5 separate regions of the Homo sapiens genome follow, and regions 2, 3, 4 and 5 are each linked to region 1. The links are chromatin loops, found by intact Hi-C in ENCODE. Cell type or tissue: dorsolateral prefrontal cortex. All regions are shown on one strand.

What was found. Peaks named below come from ENCODE experiments on the same cell type or tissue, not always from the same donor. Only the 100,000 strongest peaks of a DNase experiment are listed, where the experiment ranks them.
Region 2: a loop joins it to region 1, with 2.6 times the contacts of the local background. A loop is called at or near these places in 4 of 110 quality-filtered maps.
Region 3: it touches region 1 in a loop (2.3-fold over the local background); 3 of 110 quality-filtered maps call a loop at or near these places.
Region 4: a loop joins it to region 1, with 6 times the contacts of the local background. A loop is called at or near these places in 6 of 110 quality-filtered maps.
Region 5: a loop joins it to region 1, with 5 times the contacts of the local background. A loop is called at or near these places in 11 of 110 quality-filtered maps.

What each region holds. Positions count from the first base shown.
Region 1 is chr11:71,249,262-71,254,261 of GRCh38, forward strand. It overlaps SHANK2 (SH3 and multiple ankyrin repeat domains 2), which reads right to left and starts at 3,316. Exons shown (of 26, transcript NM_012309.5): 1 at 3,164-3,316. In dorsolateral prefrontal cortex, a CTCF peak has its summit at 2,732; a DNase peak (open chromatin) is centred at 2,347; H3K4me3 peaks cover 2,038 bases; H3K27me3 peaks cover 3,206 bases.
Region 2 is chr11:71,144,827-71,149,826 of GRCh38, forward strand. It overlaps SHANK2 (SH3 and multiple ankyrin repeat domains 2), which reads right to left. Exons shown (of 26, transcript NM_012309.5): 3 at 2,294-2,512. The coding sequence starts at 2,500. Among named protein-coding and RNA genes, the nearest start is that of SHANK2, 110 kb to the right of the region's middle. In dorsolateral prefrontal cortex, no CTCF peak of the experiment used is centred here; no DNase peak of the experiment used is centred here.
Region 3 is chr11:71,417,882-71,422,881 of GRCh38, forward strand. It overlaps the pseudogene ACTE1P. Among named protein-coding and RNA genes, the nearest start is that of DHCR7, 28 kb to the right of the region's middle. In dorsolateral prefrontal cortex, CTCF peaks have their summits at 2,730 (motif pointing left) and 2,941; DNase peaks (open chromatin) are centred at 1,030 and 2,737; H3K27ac peaks cover 1,319 bases.
Region 4 is chr11:71,370,742-71,375,741 of GRCh38, forward strand. No RefSeq gene overlaps it. Among named protein-coding and RNA genes, the nearest start is that of DHCR7, 75 kb to the right of the region's middle. RefSeq lists a silencer at 3,152-3,201. In dorsolateral prefrontal cortex, CTCF peaks have their summits at 2,205 (motif pointing left) and 2,405; DNase peaks (open chromatin) are centred at 382 and 2,183; H3K27ac peaks cover 972 bases.
Region 5 is chr11:71,112,617-71,117,616 of GRCh38, forward strand. It overlaps SHANK2 (SH3 and multiple ankyrin repeat domains 2), which reads right to left. Exons shown (of 26, transcript NM_012309.5): 5 at 677-748. Among named protein-coding and RNA genes, the nearest start is that of SHANK2, 140 kb to the right of the region's middle. In dorsolateral prefrontal cortex, a CTCF peak has its summit at 2,030; a DNase peak (open chromatin) is centred at 2,045; H3K4me3 peaks cover 514 bases.

The DNA.
Region 1 (5,000 bases):
CCTCCCTTCTCCCCTCTCCTTCCCTTTCTTCCACAAATTCCCCAGTCTATAGAAACGGACAGGGTCAAGAACTTTGCTGGAGGTCATGTGGAGGCAAGAAGATTCTCAAGGGTCCCTCCCTGGGGCTCACAGTCCCAGTTACAGGAGAAGTGGAGGCTCCTGAAGAGGCTGTGCGCGTCCATTTCCACTGGTTTTTCTCAGCCACACCCTCCCTGCTGCCCCAAGGAGGGGCCCTCAGACTCCAGGTACAACAGCCCCAGGTGAAAGCTCCGGCTTGAGTTTACAAAGCAGGAGGCTGGAATTGCAGGCAGGTAAGACCTCAGGTGTCCAGGCCCAGAACTCTTTCAGAGTAGGAGGCACAACCTCAGGCCCTGCAGCAACTCCCAAGCTGAGCCCCACTTTAGAAAAGTCCTCATCGGGACTGACGGGGATCCCAGAACTCTCTCGTCTGCAACTCTGTTACGTATTTGGAAGTAAGGCAAGTATGCTAAAGCACTGCCTTCCTATAAAGAGCCATTTTTAGGAGTGTGTTTCTGTATACTGGTTAATTCCCGGCCCGTTTTTCTCTCCCATCCTTTTCCTCGTCACTAATGAAATATAAAATGCAATGCGGTCTCAGAATCCCTTTACCTTCCTCTGGGCAGCACTCACATCTGATATCACCTGGCTCCCCAAGCCCAGGCCTAGACCAAGACCCCTAGAAGCCAGCATGGCCCTGCATACAACCCTAAGCACCTGAATGAAGAAATGAATGAATGAAAATCTTGAAACTCACCCAAATAGGAATACGGTTTTCTATAGCAGACTGTACTTGGAGACAGTACACAGAAAGATCCCCCCAACAGACCGCCCCCCTCCCCGGGGGTGGGGGGGAATCTAATTTGTTAAAAGCAGCCAAGTGCTGTCAACCGAGCCCTCTGGGATCATCTTTATAGGTGAAATCACCTACTTGTAAAGAGTTACCTTTGATACTTGAATTCCAACCTCCTTCCAAAGGGACCCAAAGAAGCACCAAGCTTTCCACCCAATTCTTCCTTCCAGGAAAACAAGGAATTCCTGGGTGTAATAATGGAATCAGAGGCCTTATATAGACAGTGCTTCCCAGGAGCTGAATCATTCAGGCACTACTGGGACACCCAGATTCCTATCAGGACAAGAGTCTCCCTCAAGCCCCCTCAGAGGACAGTGACATCCGGCATAGAAACCCACAGCTCCCACCTACCAATCCCCCTCTTAGAGCAGACACGACGGCTTTCCCTCAGAATTAACACTGAACCCAGATGGGGGCCGAGCTCGCTCTCCTCACTCCACCCCCACAGGCTCAACCCTATTAGGACCCTCAACCTTGTTTCCAACCCACAAGTAGTTGGAAAACTCCAAAAGCAATCGGCCCGGGGCTGTTCTGGACCTGCTGAACCCTCTGGGGCACCAGGCTCGGTTCCTAGTGCACAGAAGGGCGTCACTAACTATGTGATGCGGACCGCAGGGCACCGGGGTTAAGGCTGAATCTGCCAGGTCCTTTTCCAGGGGCGCAGAACTTCCCTTGTGGCTGGGTCGGCAAAACCGAGGCCCACATCCCAGATAGAGATCAAATCGCCCTCCCCCACCGGGGGACTTCCGAAATTACCTCTCTGGATCTGGAAGCTTAATTAGCTGATTGGCCTCATTAACGTTCGAACTTGAGTTTCAAACGAAAAAGAGGTCACTCAACTATCCAATTTACAACCTCGAATTTCCACCCGAAAACCACTTTATTTTCGGATGGCCTCTGAGGACGCCCAGGCCCCTGCCAGCAGCTGCCAGCCCCCGAGAGCCTTACGTACTTTCGCCTGACCCCCCCACCACCCACCCCTCACCTGCCTGGCTCGAGCGCCTTCTCAGTTCCAGGCGCCCCGAGCCCCTTTAAAAGATCGGCTGCGAAAACCCACGGTCACCTGCACCACCCTTTCTCCCTCTGGGTGCTCCAGCCCCACGGAAAGGCAAGCCTCGCCCACGCGCCCACCCACCTCGAGCAGGGTGTCCGCACGCAGACCCGCCTGGAGGGCGCCGCGCTGCACCCCCACGCCAAGCCCCAGAACCCTGGCGGCGAGGTCCACCCCAGCCCCCGCATCCCCCCGAACCCGGGCGGCGAGGCCCGCTGCGGTGGTCGCACCTGCTGGCTCAGTCCGGCGGCTCCAGCCCAAGTGACGAGTGCGCTGTCGGCGTCTCTGGGAGCGGTCCCCGCGCCTGGCGCCCGGGGCCGGGGCCACCCGGTGGAGGCGCCTGGGCCGCGGGCTGGGCGGGCGGAGCTGCCCGGCCGCCGGGGAGGAGGGATGCCCGGGCGAAAGTTGCCAGGGAAACTTGATCAACTCGAGCGCGCCGGTGCCAGCTTCCTGCATAATTCACGGACGGTGGCGGCCGGGCTGCGCCCGCCGGGTCTCCCTATCCCAGCTGGTGAGCACGGCGGGCCGGGGTCGGGCACCCGGCTGTGGCTCAGCGCGACCCCCGGGACCTGGGCGCCCGACCCGCCACCCCCGGGCCCGCACCAGGCGCGCCGGCCCCGGCCTCTCCGCGACAGCTGCTGCTGCCGCCGCGCGCGCCTGGATGGGAGCTCTGCGTGCAGGGCCAGGGTGACCGCAGCGGGGTCTCGGGGGACCTGGCGGCCACGGTTCGGGTCTCCGCCCCCGCGCGCCACCTGGCGGCCCCGCGCCGGCTCCTCCGCTGGGCTCGCTGGCCCGGGTCCTAGGGCTGGCGGGCGGTGACCCGGGGCAAGGAGACCCCGGGAGAGCGGGGGAGGTCGCGCCACACGCGCTGTTCCAGAGGAAGGGGCAGGACGCGCCAGAGACTACGTGGTCCATGCGCGCAGGAGATAAAGCGGGGGCTCCTTCCTGCGCTCTGCCCCCACGCCGCTTCCAAAGCTTTCGACACCGGCCCCTGCCCGGGAAGAAAGGCATGCAGGGGGAAGGGCTCTCTACGGAAAATCGACCCCCACCTGGACACGCGGCTCACTCCCCCCAGCGCCCACCTCTCCAGCCTCTCTGGGTCCAGGACTGCGCTTACCCGGTAGTTGGTGCTCCCGGAATCGAGATGCCCCCAAAATGCCGTCAGTGAGCAGGATCGGGTGCCCAAGGGCCACCTCCCGTCCTCCCCGGCCCGCGCCCTGCGTCCCCGGCCGCCGCCTCACCTGGCTCGGCGAGTCGGGGGCGGGTCCGAGCCCCCCGGGAGCGCCAGCGTCCGCGCACACCTGGATCGGCCGCGGGAACCCGAGCGGCGCCGCGCCCAGCCCCGCCGGAGCTCAGGAGCCGCCGCCGCGGCTCAGGTGCAGGGGGTGGGGAAGGACCCGGCCCCGCCCGGCGCGGGAGCTGGCTCCGGCGAGGGTGGGGGAGGGGCCCTCTCGCCGCCGAAAGGACGCGTGCGGCCCAGGACCCGCGGGCGACCCGACCTGGACCCCCACCCCCGCCCACGCCGCGGACCTCAGTCCCCCGCCCCGACCCCGCTCCCGCCCGCGGCTGCGGCTCGGGCGTGCGCGTGGGGTCTGTTGTGGCAACCCCGGGAGACCGCGGGGCGCCCTGGCCGCCTCTGCCCCGCCCCGGGCTGCGTGGCTCACGGACCTCCCCCTCCCTGGCCAAAGCCGGCGGACGAGAAAGTCCCTGATTTTTGTAAAGTCCGGTTCGGTCTGCACGGTTATCCCGAACGCAGCTGGCTCCCGCCACAGAGTATTTATAATAATAGGATTTGGAAATAGAGGCTGCCTGCACATCAAAACGTTTGCAGAGCAAACGAAAACTTTGTACCCGGGTGATACGCCGGCGTCTGCTGCCCAGGCCACCAGTTCTGGGGCGCCTTCCGCCCAGGGGTGCACAACGGTATCTCCGCCAGCTGCCCTCCAAGCCAAGAAAAGCCAGGGGGTGGGGTGGGGGGAGCAAAAGCCAACGGCTCGGGTGAATCCCAGAGGCCAAAGGCACCCTCCGGAGACTCCAGGAATCCTGTTATTATCCAGGACTCCGGATTGCTAGGTTTGCGGAAGCCCAAAGGGGCGGGTCCTGAGCTTGGAGCTGTGGCCGCCGTGTGAGCCATCGGCTGATAGATTTTCTCAAGGCCTTAATCATTCACTGGGAGTCTCCCCCAGTACGAGCTGCGTGTTTCTGAGTAAGCTCTTGAGGTCTCTGTGTTCTGAGTTTTCCAGTATTCTGGAAGGTGTGGGTGGGGATCAGAGTCCAAGCTGTGGAGTAGAACTGTCTCCAGAACCCTGGAGCCCGGCATTATGCAAACCCCTAACTGTGCCCCCTACATAGAGTGAGTGTGTGTGTGTGTGTGTGTGTAAGTCAGTCTATCTTACAGGACATGCCTGAGAGGTTTGCATGGGCTGGTGACTTCAACATACCAAAGGCAAAGTTAAATATTTGCTCTAGATACTTTTTTTTTTCAGCTTGCATAATTGTCCCACATTTCAAAGAAGTCTTTAAAAGCACTTAGGTTAAAAAAAAAAAAGTTGTGTTTGGGGCCTGAATATTTCAGGACACACATGGAATAAATATTGTAACTCCTTGAGGGCAGCTGCCTTATGTAAATGTCTTTCTCGTCGCTGCTTCCTTAAGCATACACTTGATAAAATATTTGTTGAATGAATAAAGGAGTCAATCAATCAAAAAATAATAATCCCCAAAACAGGAAGAAGGACGCCCTGACAGGATCCTGCAGGCATCCTTTGTTTGGCATGGAAGCTGGGGTGCCTGGGAGAGGTGTGAGCAGGACAATCGGATGTTCTTTGGGTTGGCCGGTGGCAGATGCAAGACCTGGGTTGCAGGGAGTGGGGGTGGGGGCTCTACCTTTCCATAACAGTCCATCAGTACCCTCCCCACCAAAGAAGGCAAGTCATCTGAATAAAGTGGTGTATTTACCCTGCAAACCCAGCTCAAAGACCTATCCTCAGGATATTTCCCTCCTCTCACCAGATTCCCACCCCTGGAACACCCCTTCCTAGGTTTCTAGAACCACTGCTGCAGATAGACCAGGCAGCT
Region 2 (5,000 bases), 100 kb before region 1:
AAATAACATTGATGATGCTCATTTCTTAAGAGCGTGTGTGGTTTGAGCCCACGCTTACCAAGGTATTTCTATCCATATGCACTTCCACCCACTGCCTGTAATCCTGCAGAGGGACGTGTCGGAACAGGGCTCTGCCAAGTATTGATGTGATCACCATTGCTAAGTCTGGCATTTGTGCTTTCCTGCATTACTTGAACTTTTCATAACAATCATTTATAGCTTTTATAAGAGGCATTAAATAATATAGGAGAAGGAACTCCAAAAGACCACGCCTATCCTCCTGAACAGCCTTTGTACTACCAGGGAAGCCCCTGGGGCCAGTGGCATGGCCAGATTAGCTCTAGGGCATCAGGCCACCCTGAGCCTCCCCCACAACGGGTGTCTAATCTTTTGGCTTCTCTGGGCCACACTGGAAGAAGAACCGTCTTGCGCTACACATAAAATACACTAACACTAAAGAGAGATAATGAGCTAAAAAGAAAAAAAAAGTTGCATAAAAACCCCTCAGAATGTTTTAAGAGAGTTTATGCATTTGTGTTGAGCCGCATTCAAAGCTGTCCTGGGCTGCATGTGGCCCACGGGCCTTGGGTTGGACAAGTTTGTCCTAGACGGTGAAGCCACTTGGCTGAGTTCATCCCTAGAGGGCACGTGTCAGCACGTTAGTCCCCTCAGCCCAGTTAGCGTCTCTCTCAGAGGGAGCAGGGCTGGGGGTGGGCTGAGCAGAGGGTGCCTGCTGGACCGCAAGCTGCTGGCACTGGGGGAAGAGGAGACACACATTTAGCCCTCGCTGGGGACCAAGCCCTGAGAGGTGCTAACCCCAGGGCATCTCTTAGCTCCTCCACAGCACCAGGAGCTGGGACCCTGGATGGGCACCAAGTGAGGCACCAGCAACACTCAGCCAGTAGGCAGCATGATGCTTCCCCGATCTCCAGCACTTGGGCCCCCCTTCCCCATCGTGGCTGGGGCCGGGAGACTGTACTCATAGAGGTCGGGGTGGATGCAGAGCACTGGGCTTACCCCCTCAAGCACCTGCAGCAGCCTACACCACCAGCCCACCTCTCCCCATTCCTTTAACCCAAAGCTAAAATGAGAAGGGTCCTCCCAGCCCACTGAGGGAGACCCTTCTAGAAAGCACAGATGGAGACTGTGACGAGCCTCACCCAGATGCCCCTCTGAGTCCTAACTCTTGGATGTCTACCATGTCTACTCCACAGCAAATGGGCTTCGTACCAACTGCCCCTACTACTGCCACCCCCACCCACATTCCCCAGGTGGACAGACGGCGTGTGAAATGTTCGCAGGCCAACCCTACTAGGCGCCTGTTTGCAACCATTATGTCTGCTCCACGCTTCCAGCTCTGTCCCACATCTCCGATTTGAGGCCACATGTGGCACAGTCCCCGCCGTGAGCAAGAGGGAACGTGGCTGGGCGACTGGCCCCCAGCTTGCTCTGGTGGATTCAGGCAAAAGATGAAGCCACACCCCTTCCTCTGCACACGAAGCTCCCCTTTACAGACAAGATGAAGCCACACCCCTTCCTCTGCACACGAAGCTCCCCTTTACAGACAAGATGAAGCCACACCCCTTCCTCTGCACACGAAGCTCCCCTTTACAGACAGCCCCAGTTCCCAGGGGCCAACCTCCTCGGGGAAGGCAAATCCAACAAAAGGGACCCCCAGGCATAAGGACAGACATCCAGGACACAGCCAGCGTGGGCCAGGGCAGCCTGAGGGCTCTGGGCGGCACAGGAATGACATTAGGCCCAGGGCTGGAGGGACAGGAGGAGGCGGACAGCAGCCACGCGGGAAGGAGTGCTCAGGGCTGTACCCCCTGGAAGTGGGGGAGCATGGGATGCTGGGCCTCTGGCACAGCAGAGTCCGGCACCAGGAAGAGGCAGGGCCAGGCCTGAGAGCCTCCTGCACTTGGTGCTAGAAGCCAGTTGCGGGTGCACCTGCCGCCCGGGTTTTCTCTATGAGGCTGTGAAACACTCCTCTCCACCTCTGGGACTCTTGCTTCAGGTCTGGCACACAGTAGGTGCCCAGTCAATGTTTGTGGATGGAGTTGGGGACAATGACAGCAACAGCATGATGTGAGGCCAGCGGCAGCAGGGAGGGGAGGCGGGCACGGCAGGGAGCCTGGGGGGACGGGGGCAGAAGTATGGAGCGAGGAAGGAGCACGGTGTGCCCAGAGCAGTCAGGACCGTGGGTCCGGGGAGGACCAGAGCAGGCCTCTGGCGTTCAAGCCACAGGTGACATTGTCCAGATGTGAACCAAAGGGCAGACCACGGGGCTCACCGTCTGCTGCAGGTCATGGATGACCACGCGGATCACCAGCGTGTTGCCCTGGCTCTCCTCCGTCCTGGCACCGCCCGGCTTCTCCGCAGTGGCCCGGATCGTGTCATAGATGGTCTCTTCTTTGGAGCTGTCTGACTCCGACCCCACGGAGTAGTCGGAGAAGCTCTGGGCCATCTCGTCCTCGCTGGATGTTGGGCTGCGCGGCATGGCTGCCTGTGTCTTCGAGGTGGGGAGAAGGAAGACAAAGAACGGGAGATGTGAAAATGAAAGAAAACCCAGGGGCACGGTGGACACTGGCGCTGGAACACACGTGGGCTCGGTTTCACAGTCTGTGTTTGTTGGTGTGACCACCAGCCGAGGGCCCCAGGTATGCACAATGTACAGATCCCAGAGGGCGGACACAAGTCGGCACCGCCTGCTCCTCCCTGGAGCTTGAGCCAGAGGCGGCAGCCAGGACCCAGGAAAACCCTGCAAACTCTGGTACCAGCGCTGTGAAACCCCGGCACTCAAAAGGAGCCTGAGCTAGCCACGGGGATGACCACAGCTTACAAAGATGATGCAGAGGGCCACTGGGGCTGTCTGAGCTACCCAAGGTAAGAAAAAAGGCTGCCTTTTGTTTTCCTTGGAGGACAGAGCTTCAGGAGAGGAAGAAACATGGGCTTCAGGTCAGAATGGCAGCAAGTTCACGCTATAATAACCCTCTCTGCTTCAAACACAGAGCAATGATAGGTACCGTGTAAAAACAGAACAAAAGGCCAGGGCCAGGCCCACAGATGAGAGAATCTCCCAGACCAGGACTGGAGTGGAACCAAGAGTCATGAGCAGACTGCAGCCATCAGACTTGGGGGTCCCCAAGAGGCAGGGGCAGCTGAGAGTGCAGCTTCCTCAAGGTCAAGTGCAATAAAAATTACCCCACAAAGAGTCAGGCCAGGTTGCCAATGGCCACCTTAGACCAAGGCTTCTTGTTTTTTTTTTTTTTTTTGAGATGGAGTTTCACTCTTGTCGCCCAGGCTGGAGTGCAATGGCGTGATCTCGGCTCACCGCAACCTCCGCCTCCCGGGTTCAGACGATTCTCCTGCCTCAGCCTCCCAAGTAGCTGGGATTGCAGGCATGCGCCACTACACCCAGCTAATTTTGTATCTTTAGTAGAGACAGGGTTTCTCCATGTTGGTCAGGCTGGTCTCAAACTCCCAACCTCAGGTGATCCACCCGCCTTGGCCTCCCAAAGTACTGGGATTACAGGTGTGAGCCACCGTGCCTGGCCAGACCAAGGCTCTTAAGAAGGACACAGAACTCTGGGAACAGCCATCCACTATTTGGTGGCTGCATCTATGACATCCCCCACCTCTGCAGGGCAGGAGTACAGAAAGGGTTGGATAAAAGTTGGCTTGACCCAGGGATGGCAGGGACTGGGGGAGGAGGGGCCATGCTGAACCAGCAATTCCACTTCTGGGTGCGTTCTGTGGGGAAGGACGAGGCCACGTGCATATGGAAAGGCATAGAAGATTGTTCCCTGCCAAAGCAGCATGTGGAAATGCATGGTCACCCTGATTGTTTAGGGACCCCTTGATCAAGCTGTGGTCTCTTCATTCCCATGAACTCCACAGCTGTGACAATGAATGAACCCAAGCTACATGTGGATGATCCCTGAAACATAACACTGTGCAAAAGGAAGGCAATTCACGGAAGGATTCAAACCACATACTATCATTTCCAGATAAAGGCTGGAAAGATGCCACACAGTCCTACAGATGGTACATGGGCATTTTCACCGTGCGTAACGGCACAGAAGCAGTCAACTGGAAAGGCACATGCCCAATGCAGGAGAGCAGTTCCCTCTCGGAGGAAGACAGGGTGGGCCGCGCTGCTTGGAGCCATGAACTTCCTGAAAGCAATTCCAGCAACTACAGGACAAGGTCAAACTTGGTACAGTTGGGGACACAGATGTTTGCCGTATTATTCTCTTTGTTAGAAATCATTCACAAGGAGCAAGGAAGGAGGGCAGGAGTGCAGGGGGCAGAAGAGGCCACCCCAAAATATGCTGCCTGGGCATAAGGACAGTCCTGAGCTGAAGACGATGGAGGAAAAGCAGGTGCGAGAACAGCTCGCTGCCTTCCCCCGCCACTGGTGTGCCTCAAAGCAAGACGTAAATTTCAGAAGTTCATCACTAGAGACAGCTTTAGACCCTTGTCAGCCCCGCCCTGGAGGAACCTACAGAGCTGACTTCACCAACAGACTAGCCTTCAGCTGCTGTTTCTTTCCTAAAGATTGGCCGCCCCATAATTTGCCCTCTAGAAACTCACAGTCCTTTCCCTTTGTCTTGTCGCTTCTCTACAAATGTACTGTTCCTGCTCTGAGGCACCAACCCAGCCCAAGCTGTAGGCACTTTTTCAGACACTCTTCACTGACGGGTGCTCTATGTGTTCACAAACCATTTTTCTCTTGCGACTGTCTTATGTCAGCTCAATTTCAGGGCCCCAGGTAGAGAGGAGGGTAGTAGGAAAAGAAATTTCTCCTCTGCAGGGGGAGGGATTAGAGGAAAGGAAGGAGGGGAGGGAGGTGGATAAATGAATGGATGGATGGATAGATGGCTCACTGTGTGGATACGCAAGAGGGAGGAAGGAAGGGAGGAGGGGAGGGAAGGAGGTAGATGGATGGATGGATGAATGGATGGATGGCTAACTGTGCATAGGTGAGAGGGAGGAAA
Region 3 (5,000 bases), 170 kb after region 1:
GACAACCCCTCATCTAGACTGTATCCCTTAACACTGTGACAACAGTTCTCAAAGTGCGGACCCCAGACCATCAAAATTAGCTTCATTTGTTAGAAATGCAGTCCGCAGTCCTCATCCCAGATCCCCTGAATGAGAAACGCTGGGTGGGGGCCCAGCAATCTTAGTCTAAGAAGACCCCCAGGTAAGTCTGATGCCCTCCAGTCGAAGATAAGACAAGAAAACCACCACCTTCAGTTACAGAAATCTGTTGTGATTGTTGACTCTCCAGTCTGAAAAGCGTGTTCTCGTGTCCTCACTCTAGCCTTTCAGGGAGGAAGAATTGCTCTCAAGTCCCATTTTACTAGTTTAATCTGCCCTTAGCAAGATTGGAGGCAGCTGAGAGCCACTCAGTAAAACGCTGGCAGCCCCCAGGAGCTGGCAGTGGGAGACACGGGATGACTGTTCCTTCCAAAATAAATGGAGGGTTTACAGAAGGCATACAGGATATGTGGCGTGCTGCTGTGACACACAATCAGTCCTAGCCAAACCAAGCCCTTACATTTGAGTACCAAAGTCTGGGTGAAATAACCACCTCATCCTGGTTTGGTTTTTTCCAGTTTCAACATTGAAGAAGCCATGTCCCCAAAAACTTCTCAGTCCTGGTCAAACTGGGACAAGTCCTAGGCCTGGGATGTAAAAGGCCAGGCTTTCCTGCAAAGAGCAGGTAACATGGTGGCCGATCCCGCCCACAAGCATCCACAGATGCTTCCTACAGGTGCTGGAATGAAGAGCTGGAAGCAGCCCAGTGCTCAGGGAGTCAAGGCATGGCTGGGTAAATACAAAGGCAGCTACCACCCAGTGTGGGGCACCGCCAGTAGCATTCCCAGGAGCCCCGGGAGCTGCAGGGGTCACGGGGGCATCTGAGCCAGCAGTGCAGTGGCACATGGGCATCAGCCTGGATCCCGTACCCTGGGACAGTCCTCTGCCTTGAGTCACTGTGTTCCAGACCCGACGTCTCTCACTACAGCTGTCACTTGTCATGCCTCCCACTCTACTTTCCACACCAGCTGCAGTTCTCTGGGTGGGGCTGAGCATCTGCGGTTCATTCACCCTTACAGCTTCTAGAAAGCCACACTGCAAACCCTATCGGCCAGATGAGAGCTTCCCCAGATCTAAGCTTCTCTGTCTCCCCAGGGCTGCACCCTGAGATACACATGCAGAAAGGATTATTTCTATTTTTATTTTATACTATGTTATTATGATATAAAACAAGATATATGTAATGTATATAAATGTTAGGGATGACTTTTTTTTTTTTTTGAGACAGAGTCTGGCTGCGTTGCCCAGGCTGGAGTGCAGTGGAACCATCAAAGCTCGCCGTAGCCTTGACCTTCCAGGCTCAAGCAATCCTCCCACCTTAGTATCCTGAGTAGCTGGAACTACAAGCATGCACCACCACACCTGGCTAATATTTTGTATTTTTAGTAGAAACAGGATTTCGCCATGTTGCGCCAGCTGGTCTCAAACCTCAGCCTTAGCTTCCCACAGTGCTGGGATTACAGGCCTGAACCATCACACCTGGCCTTATTTTTTTCTAACAGACAGAGCCTTGCTATGTCACTAGGCTGGACTGGAATGCAATGGCGTGATCATAGCCCACTGCAGCTTCCACATCCTGGGGGCTCACATGATCCTCCCACCTCAGCCTCCCGAGTAGCTGAGACTACAGGTGCACAACACCATGCCTGGCTAATTTTTTTTTTTTTTTTCTGTAGAGACAGAGTCTTGCCATATTACCCAGGCTGGTCCTGAACTCCTGGCCTCAAGCTAACCTCCCACCTCAGGCTCCCAAATGCTGGGATTATAGGTGTAAGCCACCTCACCTGGCCTTGTTTCAATAAATAAGTTAATAACCTGCTACCCAGTATAAGACATCACATATTCTCCACACTTCCTGTTTAGATCTTCCTCCCAATGATATCCAGCACCCTAACATTTTGCTTAATAATTCTCTTGCTCTTTTTAGCACTTTTGCCACACCTGGATATATCCCTAGAGAAGACATTGGTTTTGCCTGATTTGGGGCTTTCTGCAAATAAAATAACCACCTCGTATGTTTTTCCTGTGGCCTGTTTATTGTATTCGTCCTCTGGTGGTGCACCCATGTTGATGTGTGTAGCTGTGGTTTGTTTTTCACTGCTGTATAGTATTCCTGGTTCCACTGGATGAAAATGTGGTCATTTGGGCCAAGGGATATGTTTGGGTAGCAACAGAAAGCTGGAAAACGGTCCTGTGTGGATGATACCATGCTTTGCCTGGAGGGCTTGATGGGGTGTGCAGGTGGACCCTGAACTGAATTTCGGGGGATCCGGGTGAAGCTGAACTCCCTCTGCTCCCCCTCATAGCACTCAGCCCCTTCCCTAAACACATATCAGTCAATTAACGTAAGTAATTTGGGCTGAAGCTTGTTCCCCTGGGTGCTATGCGTCTTGGTCTAGTCCTGACGACATCACACGTACAATACTTAAGCATATATTTGCAGAAGTAATACGCACACAAATCAAAACCACGAAACCTCTGGAAGGGTAGAGCATGAGAAAACAGCATCTTGCTCCCTCACTTGCACCCAGAATCCCAGCTCCTGTACCCCAAGTGAGCACGCAGCACATCCCATGAGTAGCCTGCACCTTTGAGCCTCTAGATTTCACCGCTGGTTTCTTGGTGCAAAGCAGGTTACTTCTGTGTGCACTGTGCTCCCCCTGGTGGCTGTTCCCTAGAGCACAATTCTCACGCCTCAGTCCCAAATCCAAGTTTCAGGAAGGAAATGGCTTCACACACTATTCCCTCTGACGCAAGGTTGGTACTTTCAGCCTTTCAACCTACCCCTCACATAATACCTAAGAATTTTGCAACATTTTTTAAAGTTCTTAAAACAGAATCGTAAAAGGGAGAGGCAGTTTTAATATGTACGTACTTAATTAAAACATCTAGTTCTGGGTCCTAAGGGGATGGGGAACGCAGTCTCTGTCCTATAGGAATGGTGAGCGTGTCTAGCGCAGGGGTTGGCAAACTGTGGCCCACACGCCAAATCTGGCCAACCGACTGCTTTAGTAAATAAAGTTGTATTGGAACATGCTGATTTAATTCTGTGTTTATTGTCTGCGGTTGTTTTCTCGCTGCAATGGCAGAGGTGAGTAATCGCAGCAGAGACCTCCTGACCTACAAAGCCCCAAATATTTACTCACTGGCCCTTTTCAGAATCAGTTTGCCCACTCCTGGTGGAGTGTTTCAATGGAGACACCTATGACAATGACGTATGATCAGTCTGGAAGGAAGCTTCCTCTTAGGATTTGATTTTCCATTCATTCATCCCGAAACTGTTGCATACCTACTATGTGCCAGACGTTATTCTGGCCAGAAAAGATTCTTGATGTTGTTTTCCAACTTGGAGAGCTGTAGTATTTTCAGTGAGAACAGTAAGTCATACCAGTTACCAAGGTTGGTCATTCAGGCACAGATGCCCCCTGTATGCTGAACTGAAACTTATCTCAGGCCCCATCACCCCCTTTGCCTGCATCCCCTGATACTGTTGGAAGCCAACTCTGTCTTCTATGGAGGATATTGACAGTGAATTCCAGCTTGGTAGGACAGGGGAGGAAGGAGCGTGTTGGTAAGGTCTGGATCTGGCTACACTCTCGCTGTTAGTCTGGGCAGAGTCTAAATTGAGCAGTGGGAGTGTAGCCAGATCAAACCAGGTCAAGTCCCTAGACCTTGACTGGAGGCCGCCTCACTTTCAGCAGTGGTAGCCGGCTTGTGTCGCTGGCGAGAAATGCAAACGTTTGTGAATTTCAAATATGTATATATATATATTTGTGCTCCAAAGGCAGCACACCCGCATATGATTCTCCAGACACCGGGAGGCACTCGTCTCCCCTCTCACCTTTGCAATCCCCAGGTGAAGAGGCAGCACCTCTTGGCGTGATTCTCAAGGGGGTTTGTGTTTATTCAGCAATTTTTGGTCTTGCTCGGGGATGTTCTCACTTCCTATTTAAAAATTTAAAAAAAAAGATTCTGAAAGACTTAAACAGTGAAAACATTTAGGCCAAACCAGAGCTACTGAAACACACACACACACACACACACACACACACACACACACACATATATATATATATATAATGTGTATATATATATATAATGTATATATATATATAAAATGTATATATATATATATATATATATATATAATGTGTATATATATATATGCAGGAACAGAAAGCCAAATACCACATGTTCTCAGTTATAAGAGACAGCTAAGCATTGAGTACACATGGACACAAAGAGGGGAACAATAAAGGGTGGGGCCCCCTTGAGGGTGGAGGACGGGAGGAGGGTGAGGATCAAAAAACTACCTATCAAGTACTATGCTTATTACCTGGATGATGAAATAATCTGTACCCCAAGCCCCTGCGACATGCAATTTACCCATGTAAATATATATATACCTATATATACATATGTGTATTTGGAAGAAAATACCAACCTGCTTTTCATTCACCAGGTGGCCGCACACAATGCATGGTTGGGCCTTCCCCTTAATAAACATACCTGGATAAAGAAAATCTGGTGCATATACACCATGGAATACTATGCAGCCATGAAAAGGAATGAGATTATGTCCTTTGCAGGGACATGGATGGAGCTGGAAGCCATTATCCTCAGCAAACTAACACAAGAACAGAAAACCAAGCACTGCATGTTCTCACTTATCAGTGAGAGCTGAACAATGAGAACACATGGACACAAGGAGGGGAGTAACACACACTGGTGCCTGTCAGGGGGTGGGGTGGGGGAACGGAGAGCATCAGGATAAATAGCTAATGCACGTGGGGCTTAATAACAAGGTGATGGGTTGATAGGTGCAACACATCACCGTGGCATACGTTTACCTATGTGACAAACCTGCACGTCCTGCACATGTACCCAGGAACTTAAAATTAAAATTTAAATTAAAAAAACAC
Region 4 (5,000 bases), 120 kb after region 1:
CTGGTCTGCTGCTCCCCACAGGGGTTCCCCACCTTGCCACTGTCCTCCAGGTCCACTTATGGGTTTTGTAGGTCTCACTGCCCAGTCTCCCCATTCACTTGGCAGCCCCCAGCCCTGGCTGGAGGAGGGAGAAGTTTCCATCTCACAGAAAAATCAAGGAAAAGCGCTGAGGGGGAAAACAAGCTGGTGGTCTGCAACCAGTCCCTTGATATGATGCACCTGAACTTTGCATCAGCTTCCCTGGGAGGCCGCTTCACCCTCTTTCAGGGTCGAATCAGCCTCCTGCGAAAGGGAAAACGAAAATCTCCAGCTGGGCCTGTCAGCCAGCGGTTGGCTCGTGCTCAGCCTGGGCATGGGTGCCAGCTGGTGAGACAAAACCTGCACACGAGGCCTCTGAGTGGCCGCTTTGTCCTTCCAAGGAGAGCCACCTGCTGCATTCAGGTCAATTGCAGGCCTCCGAAAACATGACCTCGAGAACTTGTGTTTTCCTCACTTTCTCCAACCACGCAGCAGGGGCGAGCCTGCTTCCCGAGCGCAGCCACATTCTCAGACGAGATGAGAAGTGAGAAGAAACACAGCAAGCATGAAAACACACTCCCCACACTCCAGGCCGTCCATGTTTCCAATCCTCTGCCCAAACAAACAAAAATTCCTACAATTCCAGAGACGTCATGCAGTCTCTAACACCTGCACCAGCACAAAACTCTCTGCCTGACATTGGTTTTGAAAAACATACACTCAGCACAACTTAGACGCAGCCATTTGGGGGCGCTGCTTTTCTGCTGCTCTGAGATGGAAGACCTCTGATCTGGGGACACCTGGCAGGGGCCTGAACTTTCAGGACAATGGGGCACAGCTTCCCAGAGGTCAGTTTCCTTCAACTCTTCTTTTAGAGGAAGAATTGGATAATTTAATCGGTAAGTAATTTAAGACATTTAACCATAAAACCAACAGGTCTACTGTGGAGAGGAGTATCAACCTGCACACATTTTAAAGAGAGGACGAGAGATCTGAAAGACACGTCTAGGCTGTAGCAGCTGCTTTGTGCTCTCTACTCTCAGATCCCATGGAGGGGAGCAAGGCCTCCTGCTCCACCATTTGTGTCCTGACCCCATAGGGCAGCTCATGGAACAGCAGGAGCTGTGTCCCTAGTGTGAGTGTGGGTCCTAGAATGGCCCAGCACTACCAAGCTGGGTACAGAATTCAGGCCTCTTGGTTCCTGGTTCTCTGTCCTGTACCCTGCACTACCCTGCTGGCCTCATTAGGGATGGCTTTGCAGAGCTTCCCATCCCCCCTGAGTTTGCTGCTTCACCTGAGGGAGATCCAGCTTTTTCTAGTAGGCTGAGCCCCATTCTGCAACCATCAGCTTGTAAGAGAGGAAAGCTGCTTGCCCCAGAGCTCTGGCCTTCACTGGCCTCATTTGGCCAGCTCTATCCCAACCCTACCAGAGGGGCCCAGCTAGACTCGGGGGTGGGGCTGGGATGAGAGTGTGGCATTGCAAGGAGGCCCAGGGCCCCAGGCGAGCAGGACACTCTCCCCAGAAGCAGTAAAGACAGGCACAAATGAAGGAGGATGAGAGGAGTCTATGAGGAGACCCAGGGAATCAAGAGAGGAGGGAGGTTGGAGCCTGGTGGGGAGAGCCAGGCCTCGCAGGCACCAAATGATCCACTCTGACTGAACCTTCCAGTTACCAGGGCTATCTGTGGCATAGATGACCATTGGGATTACAAGGAGTCTGGGCCACTTCCCTGCCCTTTTGCAGGGCCAGCGAGAGAGCAGAGGGAGTGGGTGTGCATGTGCTGAGCCCTCCACTCATGTCTACGCATCTGCTCCTCCAACACCCTGGGAGTTGGTGTTGTCAGCCCATGTGGCTGAAGAAGAAACAGGCCCTGGAGGGTGAAGTGATTTGCATTACAGCTTGTCCATACTGAGTGAAGCTGGAATTCACACGCAGGCTACCTAACAAATAGCAAGCATCCTTTCAATCCCCAGCCTCTGGGCCACACTGGCAAGAAGGACAATGGGGATTGTTGCTACCAGCATACCTGCCTCATTGCCATAGTCTCTTACCACCATCTTCATTCCTTGACCATGATGGAAAAGTCTATTCTCAACCTCCTTTGGAGAATGGATTTTTACACCAAAAGCACTTGGAGCGTTAGCAACTACTGACCTCTTCTGGACTGAGAAGGCAGACCCAGAAGACGGATACCACGACATAGTCAGTCCCCTATGCCAAAGGCAAATTTCAGATGTGATGCCTTAGTTCCTTGAAAACAGGAAATATTTCTTCTATTTCTCCTGAAACTCTGCCTGGAGGCCTAGTAGAAATCTAGGCACAGAGTAGATGTATCAATCCCGCCACTTGGTGGCTTAAAAGAACAATTATTTATCAGGTAATGATTCTGTGGCCCAGTGACTTGGGCTGGGCCTCGCTGGTTCCTCTGCTTATTTTGGTTGGGCTTATTCATTCATCTGTGGGCAGCTGGTGGTCAGGTAGTTTCATACCTGCATTTGGCAGTTGGCTGCTGATTAGCTGAGAGTCAGATATAGTTACTGGGGGTTACTGGGCCATATGTCTTTTGTGCATCCGCCAGTTTGCATGGTGGTGGCTGCAGGATTTCCAAGAACAGCAAGAGAGGAATCCCAATGCACAGTTACTTTTTACCCCTTAGTCCATGGAACATTGCATCATGTTTGCTAATGTCCCATTGACTAAAGCTAGTCACATGACCAACCCATATTCTAGGGATGAAGAAGTAGTTTCCAGTTCCTGATGGAAGGGGAAGAATTTGTAGCCCTTTTCGCAGTCGCCACAGTTGGTGGTCACAGACGTTTCCTAGGACATTGTTGCCTCATTCTCTCTCCCCTCTTACCACCTGATACATAATTTCTGCTGTGGCCATAATAGCCTTAAAATGCAGTGGTTTTATTTCTAGGCTTTCTCCTCCTTATGCAGCAGCTAAGCTCCCCCAGGCAGGAATTACAGCAGGTATGTCTGTTTCCCCAGCTCCTAGCATAGGGTCCGGTGAATGCTTACTCAGTGAATGTTTATTAAACAAGTCATTGAATTGTTGAATTGAATATAAAGTGAAAATGGCTTCAGGTGAGCAATGTGTTAATTAGACCCAGGAACTGAAACTCCAGATGGGCAGAATGCAAATTAGAAGAACTTTTTAGAAGCACTGTATTACCACAAGTTCAGCGTGATTTGATTCCCCTCAAGTATTCTAGGACATCTGCACTAGTGCTAGCCCACCAGAACTTCCTGTGGATCACAAGTGGGTGAGGTTCTTAGCCTCTCTCGGATATTTGCCCTCTCAGGAAGCTGGTGGGAATGATGGAGTATCTCCCTGGGAAATGCATACCTGCACTATATCACTGGGGCTCAGTCTCAGAGAACAGGATGCACTGCAGCTAGTTTAGCAAGAAGGAATTAGTTTCAGGTTACGGGGGGCAAATAGAATCATTGGAGAGGCTGAAGAAATGGTTGTGGAACTGAATATTCAGGAACGACTTTGAAAACAAAACCGAGCTAGCAAAGGAGCTGCTTCCTCTTTGCCAACAGGAAGCCACCTGCTCAACTGGGAAGCTGTAGCTCCTCCTCCAGCTCCAGAATCAGGCCACCATCAGAGTCAGGAGATGGCCACTGTAGACGCCACCCAGATAGGGAAGCTGCTGGAGGAAGGGTCAACACCTCTGTGCGGGGGCTTGCCTGCAGGAATGCCAAACAGTGCTGGCAGAGCCTTTGTCCTGCAGGAGCGTTCAATTAGATACAGGTGCTTCCATTAGGAGCTTGCTGCAAGGGATTCTGGGAAATGCAGAACAGGGAGACACTGGGTAGGTTAGGATAGAGGGGAAGCCCTCTGATCTCCACCCTCGCTCACCCACAATTTCCCAATCTCAGCCCCCCACTATCCACTACAGTACATGGTAGTACCATCATGAACCCCAAGTTAACAACTTTATTTTAGTTTTAGATATGTGGCAGAAAAATAATTTTTTCAAATACTTATGTATTCCTAATGAGAACATTTAAAATCTACTCTCTTAGCAATTTTCAAGTATATAAGACATTGTTATTAACTATAGTCATCGTGTTGTACAGTAGATCTCTTGAACTCATTCCTCCTAACTGAAAGTGTCCTTTGACCAACGTCTCCTCAATCCTCCTCCCCTACCCTAGCCCCTGATAACTACCATTTTACTCTCTATTTCAATGAGTTTGACATTTTTAGATATCACATCCAGTATTTGGCTTTCTGGGCCCAGTTTATTTCACTGAATATAGTGTCATTCGAGTTCATTCATATCATTGCAAATGACAAGACTTCTTTCTTTTTTAGGGCTGAATAGTATTCTATTGTTTATATCTATACCACATTTTCTTTATCCATTCATCTGTTGATTGACACTGAGGTTGATTTCATAATTTGGCTATTGTGAACAATGAAGCAATCAGTGTGGGAGTGCAGAAGTCTCTTTGCCAAGTCGACAACTTCATTAATTCTTATGAGTTAAAAATCAATTTGGAATATTTTCTTAGAGAAAAACAGGCAGTACAGTGAGAATATGATCATTTGTTCTGAATTACAGAACTTGGTAGTGCATTAAGGAGAATGGAGTCAGGATTATGATTTTTGTTTGTTTGAGAAACAAACAAAACAAGTTCCAGTTACTTATCTTTCCATAGAGTCCCCTCTGTAGATGCCCGGGCTCCTGTTCACAGCCTTGGTGGAGGACATGGCATACGATGTGAATTATAGCAGATGCCAGCTTTTGTCCAAATTTGCCCAGAAGGAGAAAGGCAGGAGGAAGAGAGAGAATGAGAGCCCACTTTCAGACAAGTGCCAGTGATACTAATCAGGGTGCAGACACAGGGCTTTTGCAAAGAGGACTTGCCAAGGCTTGCAGTTGGCCAAGGATCACTGTGCTAGGGTTCAAACAGAGATAGGGCATGCTCCCAAGGGAGCCCCTGGTTTGGGTCAGTTCTTGGGAAA
Region 5 (5,000 bases), 140 kb before region 1:
CAGCACCAGGGGCCAGGGGCCAGGACAAAAGCCTCCTGGGTATTACAGATTCCTCCTCCTGTTGGTTAAGCAAAGTGCTCCGCCCACACACCCTATGCCTCAGCCCCCTCTCCACGCCTCCTCCTCGACTCGCACAGCACCCTGAAAGACAGCAGGGTGTTCATGGTGTGGATGTCTTATCTGGGACTCTGAGCTCAAGGCATAGTGCATTCCGCCAGGTTCTGAACACTCTGTGCAACGCCCCTGCTGCTCACCTGCAGTCTAACTTCAGTGCAATTTATGTGAACAGCACTTTAACAAGGTTTTTCCTGAAGCAACAACAGCAGAACACTAATACGGGGCTCACTGTGGACCCGCTTCCCTCCACCACGCCAGGCGTCCAGATCCCACTCTCTTCAGAGATGCCGCTTTTGACCCTCCCTGGAGCAGCCAGTAGGATCTGCCTCCCTTCCCCCAGCACCCACGGCCACACTAAGCAGCCCCTGCTGCCTCCCGGGTGGGTCTCCGCAGTGTGCACCGTAAGGGCCAGTCTGCCTGTACATCCCAGCCCAGCCACACGCCATGCCAGGTACACAGCAGGTGCCCCTGGAAGAGGAGCGTCTAAAGATAACACAACAAGATAACAAGGAGGACGCCGCCTGCCTAACGTGTAAATAACAGCCCGTTCCCTGCATACCTTCGTGTGGAGCTTGGCCAACTGTTTCTCATCGAGACTGGCTTGTTTATACACCCGCTTCTTGTATCGAAACTGGCACAGAAAACAAAAAAGAGAGAGAAAACAAGTCAATACTTCTCAGAGTTGTTCAGAGGGAAAACGGGCCTTTTCCTTGGCTATGTCACAGAAGACGGGGAACCCCACAGCAAACTTCCAGTTTTAAATAAATGACTGGTATTTGCACCCCAGAGCCTACAACATCCTCAGCATCACTTTTGTCAAGATTCTGTAGCAGTTTAGCTAAAAAGCCATATAAAGAAACAGGAGCAAGGGGAAGGGAAGATCCTGCAGGTGAGAAGCTGGGAGGTCTCCCTCCCGGTGACCGGCTCCCCAGCTAACTGAGTGGTTATGGTTCCTCCCAGGGGAATGGATCAGCCCTTGGCAAGGCATTTTTGGTAAATGAGGATGCTGCTTCAAACACCAGGTTTTTCTCCTACATTGTCCACCTTTGTTAAAACACACCCTAAAAGCCTGGGCTGGGAAAGGCCCCACCTCCTGTACTCCTGCAACCTCTGCCCAGATCGCTGAAGCCACTGTTTTTCCCTCCAAACAGCAGCGCCTCCTTTGAACTGGAAATTACATCACTGCATGAACCAAGGAGCACATCTTCCTCAGATGCACGGAGTAAGCAACATTGTCGGAGTGGGCTTGGTGAGACTCTAAAATACCTCCTCCCTCCTCCAGCCCCCCGCTTGGCTGGAGATGCTGCAGAAGGTCTGGGAAGGATGCTGAGCATTTAGGAGTCACTGGAGTTTGGAGCTGGGACCTCTGTTCCAATCCCAGCCCTAATGCTCTCAACTCACAGAGTTAACTCAGGGCTGGGCACTTTCCCATCTCAGTTTCCTTATCTGCCCCATGGGGATAATAGCACCCACCTCCCAGGGTGGCCTGAGCATTGAATGTGAGCTTCCTGGCACAGACCTGGCACTAGACAAGTCCACTTTATCTCTCCCTCCTTACTGCCCTTGATGCCGTCACCCTGCACGGTTACACATGTGCTCAGAGCCAGCAAAAACCGCCCCTGGGTAAAATGATGGTGCGGGGCAGGTGGCGGGTGAGCTCATCCTGAAACTGAAAGTCGCATCTCACAGAAAAGCTTCCAAATAAACAACCCTAGTCTCCTTTCTCCACCACGCCAAACAAAATGGCTATTTGACAAAAGACAAAATTCTTGTGCACAGACTGATACTTGTGGGGTTTTGTTTTCAACTGGCCAAATAAACCAGCTGTGAAATCGGAAAGTTCTGTGAAGCGCAGGCTGCACAGAGTTTGGGGAGAAAGTGCGCTGGTCAGAAGGGCATCCATTCATTTCCCAGAACAGAGCAGGCAGGAGGAGCTACAGGCCCATTTTAGAACTTCCACTTCTGATTCTAGATTTCAGGACAGCAGGTTCTGTGCGTCCATGCCCCGGGACCAATCACACCTCTGGTCCAGATTTCAGAAGCCACTGAGAATGATGCCAGGTGCCTTCTCAGGCTCATGATCATGTGGCTAAGCTTAAAAGTCTCAGGGAATTCAATTCCACGGGGCCCCTTTCCAGACATAAAACAATCCGCTTGGGCCCACAGCATCTCTGGGGCAGGAGGGTAAAGGACTCAAGGAGGGAGTGTTTATTCCAGAGTCACAAACATTTATAGCCCATAGCTACAGAGGACACCGGCTCAGGACCACAGACCCTTTTTCTTGCTATTTCTCCAACATTTCATAAGCAGCCCACCATATTGTGCTGAAATTATCTGAGGCAAAGAGCCCAGACTGATGCCCGCCCCTAATGTGTCAATCCCTGAGCCAATCTCAGCCTTTGCAGTGGGTCATGCAAAGGAGATTAATAAACCTAAGTATCGGCATCAATTTTGGCCGGGCGTGGTGGCTCACGCCTGTAATCCCAGCACTTTGGGAAGCCGAGGCAGGTGGATCAACCTGAGGCCAGGAGTTTGAGACCAGCCTGGCCAACATGGTGAAACCCATCTCTACTAAAAATGCAAAAATTAGCTGGGCGTGGTGGTGGGCACCTGTAATCCTAGCTATTCAGGAGGCTGAGGCACAAGAATCGCTTGAACCCAGGAGGCAGAGGCTGCAGTGAGCCGAGATCACACCACTGCACTCTAGCCTGGATGACAGAGCGAGACTCGGTCTCAAAAACAAAACAAAACAAAAAACAAAGTATCAGCAACAATTTCATGACAATGAAACCAGAGCAGCAGCTGCAAAGTCAATTTGGGGACTTGTGGATGGCCAGGCTCACAACGCACACACTGCTCCATGAACACTTCCTCTGGGCCTCACGACCACTCCCGGACATCACTACTAACATTCACTCAATGTCATGAATGGGAATCCGGGGCTGAGAGAGCATGGGTGGCTGGCTCGAGGTTGCACAGCTGCAGGTACTGGGGCCAGATGTAGAGGAGACTCCCAAATTCTCTGGTCTTCTCGCCCAGTTTTCCTGCCGTTATGGAAATGATCAGCCCCTGAAATGAACTGCATGGATTTACTCTTCCTGGTCCATCACCTCCCACTGGAGTGTAAGGTCCGTGGGATCAGAACCTTGACTTTTCTGTGCCAGAAAAGTGTGTGGTCCTTAGTTGGCCCTCAATGACAATTTTTTTCCCAATGGATACCCATTTTACAGATAAGCAAACTGAGGCCAGGACAGCTGAGTGATTTGCTCTAAACCACACAACTTCCAAGTGGCATCTCATCTTTTTCTACACTGAAACCCCTCCCTGAATCTGACACATGGTCCACACTGGGGATCCCAATAACCTCAGCCTCAGTGTCACAACGGAACTGAGAAACGTGCAGACGCGGCATCACCTTAGCCCTGGGTGGGCGTCCATGACATCTTGGGCTTCAGAGGAATCCCTAGTCACTGAGTAGAGAACCCACTTAGGTTGCTCAAGTGCCAGCTGCAATTACACACATGCAGCCTCTTGCTGTTGACTAAGCTAAAATGAGTGCAATCGCTGAATGATGCCAACATGTTGTGCAGGAGTAGAAATGATCCGTTTCTGGCTTCTCTTAACTGACGTAACCCAACACGTATACACTGCAGGAAACAATGCCTGTAAACTTGGGGCGTAGCAAGCCTGGGTGAGAGAGGTAGGGACAGGGGTCGTGCATCACGTGGAAATGTGTAGGGCTGCCCCGTCTTACGGATCAGCCACTTCTGGAGGGAGGCCCAGGAGCTTGTGGCTGCTGACAGCAGCTCAAAGAGCCCCGGTCACCCGGGCAGGAAGCAGAAGTGAAGCTGTGCTGTTGAGAACAGCTGGATGGTCACAGCCGCCCTGTTACTCAAGGACTCAGAGATGAATTGGAGAATGGTATGGTTTGACTGTGTGTCCCCTCCAAACCTCATGTTCAAATGTGATCACCGGTGTTGGAGGCGGGGCCAGGTGGGAGGTCTTTGGGTCCTGGGGCGGATCCCTCCTGAATGGCCTGGAGCCCTCCCCATGGTAGTCAGTCAATTCTCGCTCTGTTAGTTCACGGGGGAGCCAGGAACTACTCCTCCCCTGCTCGCTCTCACACCCCCTCTTGCCACCTAACATCTGCTCCTGCTTTGCCTTCTGCCATGAGAACAAGCTCCCTGAGGCCTCAATGCTGAGCCCATGCCGGCACCACACTTTCTGTACAGCCTGCAGAACCGTGGGCCAATTAAACCTCCTTTCTCTTAGCCAGCCTCAGGTTTTTTTGTTGTTGTTGTTTTAGATAGAGTTTCAGTCTTGTCGCCCAGGCTGGAGTGCAATGGCACCATCTTGGCTCACTGCAACCTCCACCTCCAGGGTTCAAGCAATTCTCCTGCCTCAGCCCCCCGAGTAGCTGGGATTACAGGCACACATGACCACACCCAGCTAATTTTTGTATTTTTAGTAGAGACGGAGTTTCACCATGTTGGCCAGGCTAATCTTGAACTCCTGATCTCAGGTGATCCACCTTCCTCGGCCTCCCAAAGTGCTGGGATTACAGGCATGAGCCACCTCACCCAGCCAGTTATTTCTGTATAGCAATGAAAGAACAGACTATCGCGAGGAATATGATGTAATTTAAAAATTCCTTCTTTGTGCCTGACTCCTGGCAGAGTTCCTAAAACCTTTGTACTGTCCTCAGTGATAAGAGTATCTCTGGAGCACTAATGAGATGACTCTCAACTCCCAGGTAGCTTCCAGGATGGGGGCTGGTGGCCGGAAGGATCAGACTATGACTCGAGGGTCAGGACTCCCAGTCGCCCTGCTGACTGGCAGGATGGAGTCCAATCACCATGGTCAGTGATTTCATCCTATGTAAT